Regions from separate parts of the Homo sapiens genome. Here region 2 is linked to region 1. The links are chromatin contacts, found by Hi-C or POLR2A ChIA-PET in ENCODE. All regions are on one chromosome and are shown on one strand. Each heading gives the region's core, a stretch centred on a gene start or an enhancer-like site at or near the end of the contact. The rest is flanking DNA. Distances are from core to core; before and after follow the strand shown.

What was found. Hi-C counts contacts between places; a loop is a spot of excess contacts on that map. ChIA-PET counts read pairs that join two places held with the same protein, here RNA polymerase II (POLR2A). Pooled maps may share reads with other maps.
Region 2: a loop to region 1 is called in a map of endothelial cell of hepatic sinusoid, with 4 times the contacts of the local background. The contact joins the enhancer-like site here to the promoter of KCNMB3 in region 1. A Hi-C loop is called at or near these places in 1 of 168 maps with a recorded cell type or tissue (endothelial cell of hepatic sinusoid), 5 of 37 single-sample maps with no recorded cell type and 9 of 50 pooled maps. POLR2A ChIA-PET finds 5 or more read pairs at or near these places in 5 of 52 experiments (CD4-positive, alpha-beta T cell, WTC11, activated B cell and 2 more).

What each region holds. Positions count from the first base shown.
Region 1 is chr3:179,248,137-179,255,979 of GRCh38, forward strand. KCNMB3 (potassium calcium-activated channel subfamily M regulatory beta subunit 3) reads right to left here and starts at 2,978. Exons shown (of 3, transcript NM_171830.2): 1 at 2,607-2,978. The coding sequence starts at 2,854.
Region 2 is chr3:179,177,936-179,185,778 of GRCh38, forward strand. All of the region lies in intron 1 of PIK3CA (phosphatidylinositol-4,5-bisphosphate 3-kinase catalytic subunit alpha), which reads left to right. Among named protein-coding and RNA genes, the nearest start is that of PIK3CA, 34 kb to the left of the region's middle. Within about 2 kb of position 4,481, at least 5 of the 41 ENCODE cell types and tissues checked have a DNase peak (open chromatin) inside an H3K27ac peak, as active enhancers do.

The DNA of each region.
Region 1 (7,843 bases), core at 1,728-4,227:
CAAGTCTTACGTCAGAATGACAGGCATATTATTTACCGGCTATGTGAACTTGGGCAAGTTACTTGGCCTTTCTGAGCCTCAGCTTTCTCATTTATAAAATGAAAACTAAAATAACACTTCCATCATGGGCTGCTGTAGGTTTAAGTAGGATAAAATATAGTATGTATTGAGCATACAGCATATACTTAATAAGTAGCAACTAAAGTTGACCCTTGAACAATTCAGGGGTTAGGGATGCCAACACCACACCCCCAAACCTGCAGTCGAAAATTTGCATATAACTTTTGACTCCTCAAAAATTTAACTACTGGTCAGGCATGGTGGCTCATGCCTGTAATCCCAGCACTTTGGGAGACCAAGGTAGAAGGATGACTTGAGCTTAGGAGTTCACGACCAGCCTGGGCAACATAGGGGGATCCCATCTCTACCAACAATTTAAAAATTAGCCAAGTATGGTGGCACACACCTGTGGTCCCAGCTACTTGGGAGGCTGAGGCAGGAGGATCGCCTGAGCCCAGGAGGTCGAAGCTGCAGTGAGCCATGATTGAACCACTGCACTTCAGCCTGGGTGACAGAGTGACACCCTGCTTCAAAAAAAAAAAAAAAAAACTTAACTACTAATAGCCTACTGTTGACTGGAAGCCTTACCAATAAACAGTTGATTAAGACATATTTTGTATGTTTATATGTATTATATACTGAATTCTTACAATAAAATAAGCTAGAATAGCCAGGCACAGTAGCTTATGCCTGTAATCCCACTGACTCAGGAAGCTGAGGTGGGAGGACTGCTTGAGCCCAGGAGTTCAAGACTGCAATGAGCTGTGATCACACCACTGCACTCCAGTGTCACAGAGCAAGACCCCGTCTCTTTTTTTTTTTTTTTTTTTTTTTGAGACAGAGTCTCGCTCAGTCACCCAGGCTGGAGTGCAATGGCGCAATCTCGGCTCACTGCAAGCTCCACCTCCTGGGTTCACACCATTCTCCTGCCTCAGCCTCCTGAGTAGCTGGGACTACAGGTGCCCGCCACCGTGCCCAGCTAATTTTTTTGTATTTTTAGTAGAGACGGGGTTTCAGCATGTTAGCCAGGATGGTCTCGATCTCCTGACCTCGTGATCCACCCATCTCGGCCTCCCAAAGTGCTGGGATTACAGGCGTGAGCCACCGCGCCTGGCCCAACCCCTTCTCTTAAAAAAATAAATAAATAAGCTAGAGAAAAGAAAATGTTATTAAGAAAATCATGGCCAGGCATGGTGGCTCACGCCTGTAATCCCAGCACTTTGGGAGGCCAAGGCGGGCAGATCACAGGGTCAGGAGTTCAAAGGTCAGGAGTTCAAGACCAGCCTGGCCAACATGGTGAAACCCCATCTCTACTAAAAATACAAAAATTAGTGGGCATGGTGGCAGGCGCCTGTAATCCCAGCTACTCAGGAGGCTGAGGCAGGAGAACTGCTTGAATTCGGGAGGCAGAGGTTGCAGTGAGCCAAGATCGTGCCACTGCACTCCAGCCTGGCGACAGAGCAAGACTCCGTCTCAGAAAAAAGAAAAGGAAAGAAAATCATAAGGAAGAACAAGATCATGTCATTTGCGGGGACATAGATGAAATGAAGCTGGAAGCCATTATCCTCAGCAAACTAATGCAGAAACAGAGAACCAAACACTGAATGTTCTCACTTAAAAGTGGGAGCTGAATGATGAGAACACATGGACACCTAGAGGGGAGCAACACACACTGGGGCCTCTCAGTGGAGTAGGGGGAGGGAGAGCATCAGGAAGAATAGCTAATGCATGCTGGGCTTAATACCCAGGTGATGGGTTGATCTGTGCTGCAAACCACCATGGCACACGTTTACCTTTGTAACAAACCTGCACATTCTGTACATGTACCCCGGAACTTAAAACAAAAATTGAAGAAAAAAAATCATAAGGAAGAGAAAACATGTTTACTATTTACTAAATGGAAGTGGATCATCATAAAGGTCCTCTCCCTGTCCTCTTCATGTTGAGTAGGCTGAGGAGGAGGAGAAAGAGGAGGGATTGATCTTACTGTCTCAGGGGTGGCAGGCACAGAAGAAAATCCATTTATAAGTGGATTCCCGAAGTTCAAACCCATGTTGTTCAAAGGTCAACTGTATCACTACATATATTGAATAAAGAACCTAATTAAAAGGAAGGAAACTAATATGTATTGAGCAACTACTATGTGCCAGGTAGACACTGTCAAACTCAAAAAATTCAGACTCAAAAAACTTTTATTGTGCTCACATACAAGGTTTAACTCTCTCTTGGAATACCAACATTTTAAGGGGAGGATTTATGACCTAAATGAAGAAACTATAATTTGTGGATTACGTGTTTGGAGGTATATATAGATTATGAGATGGGAGGAGGCAGTGCAGGGAAATATCTTTGACCTTCTCGCCACCTCTTCCTCCACACCCAGCTGCCCCCAGCACTGACAGCGGAAGAGGAATTGTATTTTTCTTTTTCTAGACCATGGCAGAGAGTCACAGATTGAGAAACCAAAGCCAGCCTCTCCTCCTTTACCGCTGTGCCTGGATCTTATCTGAATTGGAAACTCTAGATTTCCTTCCTCTGTTTCTTACCTGAGCATAAAAGGCTTTAGAATGGTTGTTCCGAGCAAGAAGAACATTAGGACTGAGAAGCCCATCATGGCAAACCCCAGCATCACGGCTCGGTCCTCTCCAGCACTGGATGGCAGCCTCTTGTGCACATCTAGTGGGTCTCCATCACTGTAGTCTGTCTCTCTCTTCTTCCCTGAGGCAGGAAAGGCTGTCCTTTGGGGAAAGGGAGAAGGAGATACTGCAGTGAGCTCATAAAGAAGGGGGAACATTTCCAATCCATGGGGACTGGAGGGATAATCTCATTTGCTGCCTACCTGTGTCTCGTGAGCAGGATGAATGCAACAAAATGAAATCCCAGTTCAGAGCTTGGTGAAAAGTCCATCTAAATAAGCTAAAGTGATGTGTAATCAAGTATTTTTAAAGATATTGTAGCAAACAAGCCTAAGAAATGTTGCCTCATGCAAGTCTGTAGAGATCTGTTTAATCAATAACTAGAGAATGTTGTATGTAAATAAGTGTTACGAACTTTGTTATCTTTCAGGGATATTGCACGTCCCTCCTGAAAATTTGTTTACATTCTCCTTTGAATTCCACATGGAAAGAATGACTCAAAAAGTTCACATTTGGAATTAACAGCGTCCTGAACAGGGTTTGACTTATTCTTTCATATTCACCTGTTGGAAAGGCAGCATATCCACCACCAGAATTTCTGGCCACTGCCCAGTCCACTCAGAATTATGAAGTTGTCATGGCTTCTTTGCTCCTCTCACCCTCCTTCTCCTCCTCTCTGGCCACTCATGGTTCTGCATAAGTGTCCCTTCATTTCTTCTCTCCTCTCTCCACTGTGCCTGCAAACCTGCTCCAGCAAAGGATGAGATACATTCTCGCAGGGCAGGGTGTCTGGTGAACAGAAGAGTCCAACACAAAGGTCGCAAACCGGTGGGCATGGCGGCATCCAGCCCACAGATGTGTTTTGTTTGGCCTTCTCTGTCGTTTTTTGTTTTTGTGTTTTTTGGTTTTTTTTGAGACGGAACCTCGCACTGTTGCCCAGGCTGGGTACGATCTCAGTTCACTGCAACCTCCTCCGCCTCCCAGGTTCAAGCGATTCTCCTGCCTCAGCCTCCCTAGTAGCTGGGATTACAGGCGCCGGCCACCATGCCCAGCTAATTTTTGTATTTTAAGTAGAGACAGTGTTTCACCATGTTGGCCATAATGGTCTCGAACGCCTGACCTCATGATCCACCCACCTCAGCCTCCCAAAATGTTGGGATTACAGGCGTGAGCCACTGCACCCGGCCTGGTTTATTATTATTTTTTTAATGTGGGATAACTTGTTAAGACCTTAAAAATCATGACATTTCTCATAAAAATGCTGAGTTCTGACTTTGGAAATAATCCCAAGATGCACGTCCCTGCAGATGAACAGCGGGCCCAGCAGAGCAGTGGCTGCCCCTGTGGAAGGTGTGTTCTCTAGTTTGCCAAAATCCCTCCACTTCCTACAGTGTCACTGATTTGCCATTCCCTGCTCAGTAGCCATTTGAGTTCCAGAAGTATCTCCATTTTAAGAAGCTTAATGAAATCTTAAGCCAAACAAATGCAGCACTAATGGTAGAAACACAGGCTCCATCAAGCTTCCTAAAAGCTTACTGCATTTTAAAGTCAAGCAAAAACCCCATCAAGGAAATTACTGGTTGTTTTTTTCCCACAAGCATAGTTTATGCCTTATCCCACATCCTTCCCCTTCCCTCTCCCTAGCTCCCTTTTCCCCCAGCAACATCTTTAGGTTCTAAAGCGAGTAAAAGGAATGTCAGACAATCCAGAATGTTCCAAGAGCCTGTGCCAGGAAGCACCAACCTCAGAAGGTGGGGCACTCCATGGTTAACACTTCTTTGGGACCCGAGGATCTAGTTTAGGAATTTTTAGTTGTCTTTGATATTTTACTCATCCCCTATCATCCTACCACCAGAGAAGGGGCATGGAAAAAAAATTTAATGAAATTTGAACCTGTACTTTTTTTTTTTTTTTTTTGAGATGGAGTCTCCCTCTGTCACCCAGGCTGGAGTGCAGTGGGGCAATCTCGGCTCACTGCAACCTCCGTCTCCCGGGTTCAAGCCATTCTCCTGCCTCCGCCTCCTGAGTAGCTGGGACTACAGGCGCCCACCACCACGCCCGGCTAATTTTTGTATTTTTAGTAGAGACGGGGTTTCACTGTGTTAGCCAGAATGGTCTCCATCTCCTGACCTCGTGATCCACCCACCTCGGCCTCCCAAACTGCTAGGATTACAGGTGTGAGCCACTGCACCCAGCCACATTTTCTAATTTATCAATAAATATGACAGATTGATTAAAAGAAAGTTTTAGCCCTAAAGTAGAGTTTGATGGTTTTTGTAGTTTCCAGGACCCAATATCCTGCATTTTCCCTTGTGCTCTAAAGCTGGACTTTAGTTGCTCTGTAGCGTAAGGTATCCCAGAGGTTTATTGTAAGATATCCTTGGAATCCATGGGTGAAGAGGCTTATAATGAGGTCGCTCTTCTAATGCATCTCTAATACATTCTTTAACATACCCAATTATAATGGTATGTTATAAAAAACCGGCATAACCCGATTCTGATCTAATTTAGGAATAAGACAGACCTGTACTGTCCTAGACAAGACTTTTTATTTATAATTTTTCTGCCCACTTTGTTCCAAGGCTTTATGAAAAGTTGACAACTTCATAAGTCACTTGGAAAGAAGTTATTTCATGTGTGGGGAAGGGATAATATAAAATAATCATAAAAAACTAAAACATAGATAGGTTTGGCCAGGTGCAGTGGCTCATGCTTGTAATCCCAGCACTTTGGGAGGCCAAGGTGGGCAGATCACCTGAGCTCAGGAGTTTGAGACCAGCCTGACCAACATGGTGAAACCCTGTCTCTCCTAAAAATACAAAATTTAGCCAGGCACGGTGGCATGCGCCTGTAATCACAGCTTCTCAGGAGGCTGAGGCAGGAAAATCGCTTGAACCCGGGTGGCAGAGGTTGCAGTGAGCCAAGATCATGCCACTGCACTCCAGCCTGGGCGACAGAGTGAGACTCCATCTCAAAAAAAAAAGTAAATAAATAAATTTAAAAATTTTTTTAAAAAGCCCACATAGATATGTTTTTATTATTGTAAAAGTAACAGGCTTCTGTTTCAGTGGTATGGTACACTAGACACCCACTCTAACTACAGACAACTAAAACTTCTGGCCAAAGCTTAAAAAGAATTGGAAATACTCAAAAGACAAAAACTATGTGAAAGTAGGAACCCAGAAAGGAAGGTGGACAGAAGTCAAGTTTTAACTTGAGGGCATTTGCGGAACTTGGTGAACTTGAGCTTTTGTTTCACAGTTTATAGGGTCACAGGGACAGGAGACAATGTCCAGGGTCTATCCGAGGTATGTAGTTTAATATACCATCCAACTAGAGCTGGGACCCCAAAGGACTTAAAAGTCAGTGTCAGGTTGAACTGGAAATAGCCCCTCTCCCTTCACCCACACCGTACCACTCCATAGGAAATGGCAAGGAAAATGCCTTTCTCAAACCTTAACACTGACTAAAAGAGGAAAACTACAATCTCCCCTGAAATTTTAGATAATCCTCAAGGGGATCCTCAAGGGAGTTTACAGCCTGAATTCATACTACCTGGGTAATACAAAAATCTCAAGCTAAGAATTTCGTGTAATGTTGTTTAAGTAGGTAGTGCCCTCTGCAACCTGGCAAATTTAAATACGTATGTTCTCTGTAGGCACACACATTTAACTTAGGCCTTAAAAGAATTCTATAGGCCAGGCGCAATGGCTCACGCCTGTAATCCCAGCACTTTTGGAGGTCGAGGTGGGCGAATCATGAAGTCAGGAGATCGAGACCATCCTGGCCTACATGGTGAGAAACCCTATCTCTACTAAAAACACAAAAAATTAGCTGGGCGTGGTGGCACGTGCCTGTAATTCTAGCTGCTGCGGCAGGAGAATCCTTTGAACAAGGAGTCGGAGGTTGCAGTGAGCCAAGATTGCGCCACTGCACTCCAGCCTAGCGACAGAGCAAGACTCGTCTCAAATAAAATAAAATAAAAAAAGAAGACGTATATAAATGTCCAAGGAGTATATGCACTCATTTAGAAGTCATAAAACACACAACAGCCAGGCGAGGTAGTTCATGGCTATAATCCCAGCACTTTCAGAGGCTAAGGCAGGTGGATCACCTGAGGTCAGGAGTTTGAGACGAGCCCGGCCAACATGGCTAAGCCCTGTCTCTATTAAAAATACAAAAATTAGCCAGGTGTAGTGGCAGGCACCTGTAATCCCAGCTACTCGGGAGGCTGAGGTGGGACAATCACTTGAACCCAGAAGGTGGATGTTGCAGTGAGCTGAGATCGTGCCACTGCACTTCAGTCTGGGCAACAGAGCAAGACTCTATCTCAAAAAAAAATGAATAAATAAATACATAATAAAAAATAAAATAAAAGTCATAAAACACACAGGAAATCAAGGCGTTTGAGTGCAAAAAAAATAGACCACAAAATGAGATCCACGAAAAATTTCAGATATTTGCATAGAATATAAAATACACATCTGTAACATATTTAAAGAAATAAAGGAAGGATCCAAAATGTCAGAAATCAAGGAATTCTAAAATGTAGAGCTAATATTTAAAAAAGAATTTATAGAAATCAAAAATAAAATAATTGAAAGTAAAAATTTAATGAACAGACATAACACTCAATTAGATACATCTGAGAAGATAATTAGTGAACACAGAGCTGGATCTGCAAAAATAGCCAGAGTATAATACAGAGAGATTTTTAAATGGAAAGTATTAAAGAGAGGTTCAGAGACATGAAAGATAGATTAAATAGTGTAACATAATATCTATTCAGAATTCCAGAAGAAAAGAGACATAAGTCAGAAGCAATATTTTAAAAAGATAGTCAAATTCTAGAACTGATTGAAGACCCAGTTCCCAGACTCCAGAAGCCCATGGAATAAAATAAAGAGGAACCCACACTTAAACACATCACAGATATATTGCACAGCTACAAAGACAAGAGAAAATCTTAACAGTCGCCAAAGAAAAAGACAAATTAACTTCAAAGTAATGACAATTTGGCTGAGAGCTTACTTCTCTGTAACAAGACTAGAAGCCATAAGGCAAGAATATTATCAATATACTGAGAAAAAGTAACCACAGAATTCTATGTCTACAAAAAAATCCTCTCAATGAATAAAGACATTTCA
Region 2 (7,843 bases), core at 3,231-5,730, 69 kb before region 1:
GAATATATAAAGAACCTCTGAAGGCCAGGTGTGGTGGTTTACACCTTTAATCCCAGTGCTCTGGGAGGCCAAGGTGGGAGGATCATTTAAAGCTAGGAGTTCAAGACCAGCCTGGTAACATAGTGAAACAAGATTCTGTCTTTACAAAAAAAAAAAAAAAAAAGTGTTTGGGTTTTTTTTTGTGTTTTTTTTTTTTTGAAGTTAGCTAGGCATGGAGGCATGTGCCTATAGTCCCAGCTATTCAGGAGCTTGAGGCTGTAGTAAGCTATGATCATGCCACTGCACTCCAGCCTGGGTGACCAAGTGCGACCTTGTCTCTAAAGATCAAAAAAAAAAAAAAAAAAACTCAGAAATTAACATTTAAAAAATTATGAACTACTTAATATAAAAATGGGCAAAAGACTCGAGCAGACATTTCACAGAAGATATACAAATGGCCAATAAGCACATGAAAAGATTTCCACCATCATTATTAGTCATCAGTAAATGCAAATTAAAACCATGATAAGATACCACTACAAATTCAAACCATCATGAGATACCCACTAGAATAGCTGAAATAAAAGTGACTGATACTACTGAATAGTTATGATATAGACCAACTGGAATTCTAACTTATTGCTGGTGGGAATATAAGAACTATTTCTTATAAAGTTAAACATAACATTTACCTAATGTGTCAGGAGGTTCCCAGAATCATCCCTAGGTTCCATGGTTCGCTAGGACAACTCACAGGACTCAGCATGATGTCGTACTCATGGCTCTATCACTTACTACAATGAAAAGACACAAAGCACAGTCAGCAAAGGGAAAAGGTGAATGGGGCAAAATCCAGGGGAGACCAGGTACAAGCTTCCAACAATCCTCTTCCGTAGAGTCTCACAAGACACACTTAATTCCCCCAGCAAAGAGCTGTGACAATACTTGTGAAATCTAACCAGCCAGGGAAGTTCGCTACAGATTCAGTGCCCAGGGCTTTTACCGGGGTCTGATCATACCCTCTGCTCAGCGCACACCCAAATTCCAGACTCCCAAAGGAAAGCAGGTATTAAGCATAAACCATATTGTTATCATAAATGCTTTAGACACATGGAGCCAGTCTTATCAGATGGGAATCAGGGTAGGAATCCTCCTAAAATCCAAGATCCAAGTTCCCAGACACCAAGCCAGCCTTGCAAACAGGCTTTTTTAAGGATAAGCATAAGAATATTAACTCTTTTCTGCAAGTTTACAACCTAGCATTTTGCTAAGTATAACAAAAATTGATGTAGGAATTTTGATAGCCGATGCTGGAAACAGCCCACATATTCAACAACTGGAAATTGTATAAACAAGCTGTAGTATATTTTGGAATACTACTTAAAAAGAACTAACCACTAATACATTAAAACATTGATGAATCCCAACCTGTTGCACTCTTCTCATTCTGTACCTGACAGTATGTTAACCAAAAGAAGCCAAATACAAGAGTATACACTGTGATTCAATTTATGTAAAGTTAAGACTCAGCAAAACTAATCTATAATTACAGAAACCAAAATGTGATTGCCTGGGGGCAGAGAGAGAAATTAATTGGAAAAGAGCATGACAGAATGTTCTAGGATAATAGAAATGTATATTATATATCTTGTTTTGTGCAGTGGTTACGTGGGTGTAAGAAGTTGTCAAAAGTCATCAAACTTAATGCTTAAGATGTGCAGAGTTCGTTGTATGTTAACTATAGTTCAATTTGAAAAATTAACTACTGAGAAACATTGAAATCCAATGACATTCCTATCCAAATACATATTTGGATAGGAAAAACATCTTGTAAAGATGTCAGTTCTCCCTGTTCTCAAAATAACAAGAAGTTTTGCCTTGATTTTTGTTTTTGAATTTAGCAAAATATTCAAAAGTTCATCTGGAATTATCAGCCAAGTTTAATAAGACTGTGAAGGGACTTTACAGAAGCTACTTGGGCTGAATTTAAAGGATGAGTATGATTAAAATGGCAATAAATGTGAATATGAGGTAAAAGATTATGGAGCATATTTACAAAGGCAAAAAACTGTAAAGGGAAAAGATTGATCTAGTAAGATTAGAGCTTGGAGTGTGGGAAAAATAAGAGAAGAGCACAGTTGTAATGTTTGAGGCTTGAGTCAAGGCTGTATTGCATAGTTACTAGAGATCCACAATATTGTCTTAATTGAGTAATGGTGTAATTAGATATATGTTTTTAGATAGCCAATTCTAGTGACACTGTAGATAATGAAGTGGGTGGGGAGAAATTGGATACTTTGTGCTTTCAGGGCCTCTTGTCTTAGTTCATACTGTCTACTTAACCTGTTGCACTCTTCTCATTCTGTACCTGTCAGAAATCAGGCCCACTTTCTCCTAAAATTACCACGTTCTGCCTTGTAGATTGTTAGATAATAAGGTCTTTTCAACCTCATTTATATACTTCATTTATATACTTGTATGAGTGTTTTTCTCCTCCTTTCCTTTCCATCACCCATCCCTTTGCTTCAGCTGCTAGTGTCTTAATAGAAGGTAATTGCTTAATGAATGCTTGTTGAATTAGAGACAGATCAGTCCTGCATATGAGAACTCTTTTAGGGTCTAATAGTGATAGAGAAGATTGAAAAAAAAAGGTGATGAATTTGAGGGTAATTTAAGGGGTGGAAGTGATGTCATGCAAGAGAGGAGTTGAAAGCACCAAATGTTTTAACCTTGGAGATTGAGAAAGTGGTGATGTCATGAAGAATGTATTCCACATTTGAATAATGAGCAGAGTAAGAGGTACCAACAAATGAAACAATTAAAGGAGGCCATAAAAACAACAGAGATCATTTCAACATTCTATTGAGGAAATTTGGGGGGACACACTTTAATTAAATAATAACATCAGTATTTCTTTACCTTTGTAACTTTTAATTAATGAAGATGTTTTAAGATGAAATATAAAATGTGAACCTGAGAACTGTTTAACATTTAACATTATGGATATACATATCCATGTTTAGAATGTTCTCTGTGTATTAATGCATGATTTTGTCATAAATACCCCACTAGGAAGAGAAAGGTCGGAGAGAGTGTGTGTGTCTCTATGTGTGTGTATTTGTGTGTTTTGTCCTGGCAAAAAGACAAACTGAGAGAACAGAAGAACAAAAGAGCAGTACTGAAAATAGCTAGATTAAAGGTTGTTTTTCTGTCACCACACACCAGATATGGAGAGTAGTAAAAGCAGACAGATGGACAGTTCTGTTAGTTTTGGAGTGTGTGAATAGAGAAAAGAAACATTCTGTTCCTTTTATTCAGAAAAGGAATTTCTAGACTAAATTACTGGTATCAGCAATAAGTTTCATATTCTGACCAAAGAAACATTATTTTTTTTTTACCCTAGGGATAATGACTCATGCTGTTCTCAGAATTTTGCTTTTGTGGAAACTAAAGTGCAGTCATAAATACGGCACTGTTATTTAGATCTTAGTGCTAATGATACTATTGTGAGTAGACTAGTGATGGGTAAGAACACTAGTATTATAAACCCAGTTGTAACAAAGAAACCAAGCACATCTTAATTAGCTGATTCTAGATGGGAAAGTAGATTTTTTAAACAAATTAACTAATTGTTTTAATTCTGTGAATTATGCAATAGAAATAGGACCCATAATTTTATTTTTTTAATACTTCATTATTTTGAGGGGTTTATGTCAGAAGTTAAATTTCTAACTTCCAATATTGACAGTGGAGATAATTAAACATATTTTCTCTGCCTTTTTTCCTTATGTTCCTCAAAATTAGTATAAGTCTACTAAATCATAGTCACATACACCATAAAGCACCTATCAAAAGAGTATCAGCTAGGTGAAGTTCAAAGATTATATTCTAGTTTTATTTTAACCTTTAAAGTCTTGTAATTTAAGAAATAGAGGTTTGAATGTCTTCTTTATATACCATAGTACTAGATGCTCTCACTCTGAATTTTTACCATGTCAGGATACTCCATCACATATTTATCTCTGTAATTATAATTATTGGGCACATACACAAAAGAGTTGTCCTTTACGGTATCTCTGTCCAACCTAAAAACTTTCCCATTTCTCTTCACTTTAATCTCTTCAGTCGTTCCCTTTCCTGAATTACCTCTTTACTCCCTAGTGACGGCTTAAAGTTTTAGATCTTAAAGTTCCCTTTTTCAAACTTTCTTACGTCTTCCTCTGTGCCTTTATTTTAATGTCAGCAGAAGTTAGCTCATGAATCATAACATGTGAAGCAGTTGTTTGGAATAATTGACAGCTTTTAATGACTTATGTTAAATAGCCAGTTTAAAAGTTTTTGTCAGTTGATAAGCTTTATAAAGAAGCATTTTAATGTATTAAATCATTGTAAGTAATTTATTGTTTAACTGCATGCCTTGGGTGGTTAACTAATGTCATACAGAGCATCAGTGAATAAGAGTGGCAGTATTGGCTGGGTGCTATGACTCATGCCTCTAATCCCAGCACTTTGAAAGTCAGAGGCAGAAAGATCACCAGAGCCCAGGAGTTCAAGATCAGCCTGGGCAACATGGCGAGACCCCATCTCTGCATTAAAAAAAATTTAGCTGGGCATGGTAGCACACACAGGTAGTCCTAGTTCCTAGCTACTCGTGAAGCTGAGGCAGGAGAATTGCTTGAGCCTGGGGTTGGGGCTGTAGTGAGCCGTGTTCGTAGCACTGTACTCCAGCCTGGATAACTGAGAGAGACCCTGTCTCAAAAAAAAAGGGTAATATTCTACTCACTGATCATGTATGTTGCTGCTTTTACACAGTTATACCCATTTCAGTTTGTCATTCTCATTGCTTGCTTTTTAAGGTATAGTAATTATAATTTCCAAGATACTTGGTACATTGAACTGTACATAAGTATAAATAAATAGTAAATGCTTGAAAGGGAAAATAAAGACCACTTACTAATATTTCTCTCCCACCATTGAAGTATTTTGGCTGTATTGTATTATCGAAAAGATGGATTTTTTAGAAATCTGTGCTTACATGACTTCACATTGTTGTTGCTTTCATTCATAGAACTTGTCTTCACATCTTAGCTAGGTGACACTTGTGCTGAAATTAAGCTACCCTCTCTCTGATTGCACTTCTGGGAGATCTGAGTTTCTTTGCTTGCCAAAGTTATTACTTCAAGCTTTCCTGTTGTGAAATAGCCCTTTTGCCAGAGATCAAATACTGAAGGATGATAAATCACTATTAGTCAATAATTGCTTGCAATGGACATTTTCATTATTACTAACATAATACTAGGATATTTTGTTATTGCCAGAAAATGGGGCAGATGGCAACCAATTACATCAGGATATAAAGTTATTGTTTGGTCTTTATCATGGAAAAAGCATTGTTATTTAAATCAAATTTTTACTGTATATCATGTCTTTCATCCAATGTCGTAACATCCCAGATAGACTTGGGGTGTATTCACTTAAAAAAATACAATATCTTACGTTCATTAGAGTATAGTTGGAAGAAAATGTATTATTTTTGCAAGAAGCTGTTTATGGATTTATCTGATTAATTTATGTAGAGCCAGGAAAAAGTTGTTTTGACCAATAAATTTGGCATTTGAAATGAGCAGGTTAAGAATAGACATTAAGTGATCACCTTAAGTGCAATAAAATTTCAGTGCACTATACATTCTGTGCTTTATATCTATTTGTAAGAATACCAATAATATATCAATATGGTATAAGAGGAAAGAATAAGAGATTACTATAATAGCTCCTAAGAAAGGAAATCAGTCCAAGGACATAGGCTGAGGTTGTGATGTGGACAAAAAGATAATAGCAAGGATAGATAAATAACTAGACAAAAATGTCAGGGACCTAAGTATTTATATGGCAAACAAGGATACTCAGTACATCTAGAGCCAGACTTTTTCCAGTGTCTAATCCTTGTTGTATATTAAATACTTTGGGAACTAAAATATGTTTTATGACACTGTGTTAACTGATGCATAATTATGTAATGGAAGCCATTAGGGCCTGTGTCTTGGCAGGAATTAAACTAAAAGCAAGGTCCTTCTAGTATTTTTGGTAGAAGATTATTGGCTAGTGCCTATTTTCACAGCACATACTACTAAAATTAGGAGGACGACAGAAGACGAGCATTGCCCCTCCCTGTGCAAAATTGATAGACACATTCAAGAAGTATTCCATATTTTTAAGCTAATCTTTTTATTTGATTCACTTACCAGCAGGCTGTTTTCCTGCTGCAAAGCAAATTGGTGGAGTCCATTTACACCTTCTCCTTAGCCTATAAGTATTGGCAGAATCACCACCACGATCACAGCAGCACAGTCCAGACAGTGTCATTTGATTTTGAAAATATTGTCCTTGCAACAGCCAGCTAGGACAATGACATACTAATATCTGCTTTGCTTATTATTTGTGCCTGGGAGTATGTAATCATAGTCAACAGACACCATAGCTACAGTTTTATGACACTTGGTCTCAGGAAATAGAGAACTCTACAGAAGACAGTAGACCATGATGAAGCTTTATCATTAGTCCCTGGTTCTCTCCCCTCCAGATCACTTTGGCCTTCTGACAGACAGTACAGATAAATCTGTTAAGTTTGGAATGTTGAATTGGTCAAAAATGAAAATAATAGTCCAAAGCAAAAAGACCTTCTGTGAAACATATGTGGATGCAATTAGGTGAATATATTGTATCTGCTGGTGTCCCCAAAGTTGATAGCTTTATTTATTGGACCAGCCTAGACTGAAAATCTTCTGTTTAGGCATTTTGGTGGGGATTTTTTCCCCTCTGTGGATACCGACTGTTATATTTAAGGAAGATAGAACAATTGGTTCTACCAAGAAACCTGTAGCTAACCCAAGTTTCACTTTATGATGGCAGCACTTTAAAAGTTTGGTATGAAAGACTCATCTCTTCTTCATTCTCAAGACAATAGGGCTAATCAGTGAGATGCAGGCAAGTTTTAATTTATCTAAATACTAAAGAGTATCACTAGAAGGGATAGTACTTGAATACAAGTCCCTATGGTGACTAAATTATGTCCTCACCCCATGATATAAGGAAATAAGCTAGCCGTTGATTTTTGATGAAGAAAGACTGTGGGAACAGTGTGTAGCAACTGTTTTCCAAGAAGTTATCCACTCTCACCCATAGTAGTGGAAAGACTTGAAAGAAAGTTGTTGAGGTGTTCAGAGCCACAGAAAGGCCTATTAAGTCATTGAGCTATACTAGAAAGAAACATAAAAACAAAAGAGCAGAAGCCATTTGATAAACTTCAGGGGGGAGAAGTTCTAATCCCTGATGACTTACAGAAACATCTTGCCTTCAGCTTCTTACAGATCTTTAAAAGAATCAGGTCAAGTGATTTGAAAGACATATTGCTAATATTACCTTTTTCTAGATTCTGTAGAAATAAACCATTTTTCCTCTGCTCTCACACTACAATAATCAACACAGAAGACTTCTGTAACTGCTGGTCGCCAAGAAGTATATGGGGATTTCTCCCCACCAACAATCAGTCAGTTGATTCTGCCGCAGATTCTTCAATAGACAGCAGTTGAGTATCCTGTAATTCAATTCAGTTCTGACACTATCTGCCTAGAGATAGCATCAGATCCCATAGATTGAGGGCTCAGTCACAAGACTGCCATCCATTTCCAATGGCAGTCATAAGCTTCAGGTTGTTTTACTTGTGCTTCTGACTGACTGGCTATAAATCAGCGTTCCCATGACCCCCTCCTTGGGTTTGATTAATTTGATAGAGCAGCTCATAGAACTCAGGGAAATACATTTCTCGGTTTATTATAAAGAATACTACAAAGGATATAGATGAAGA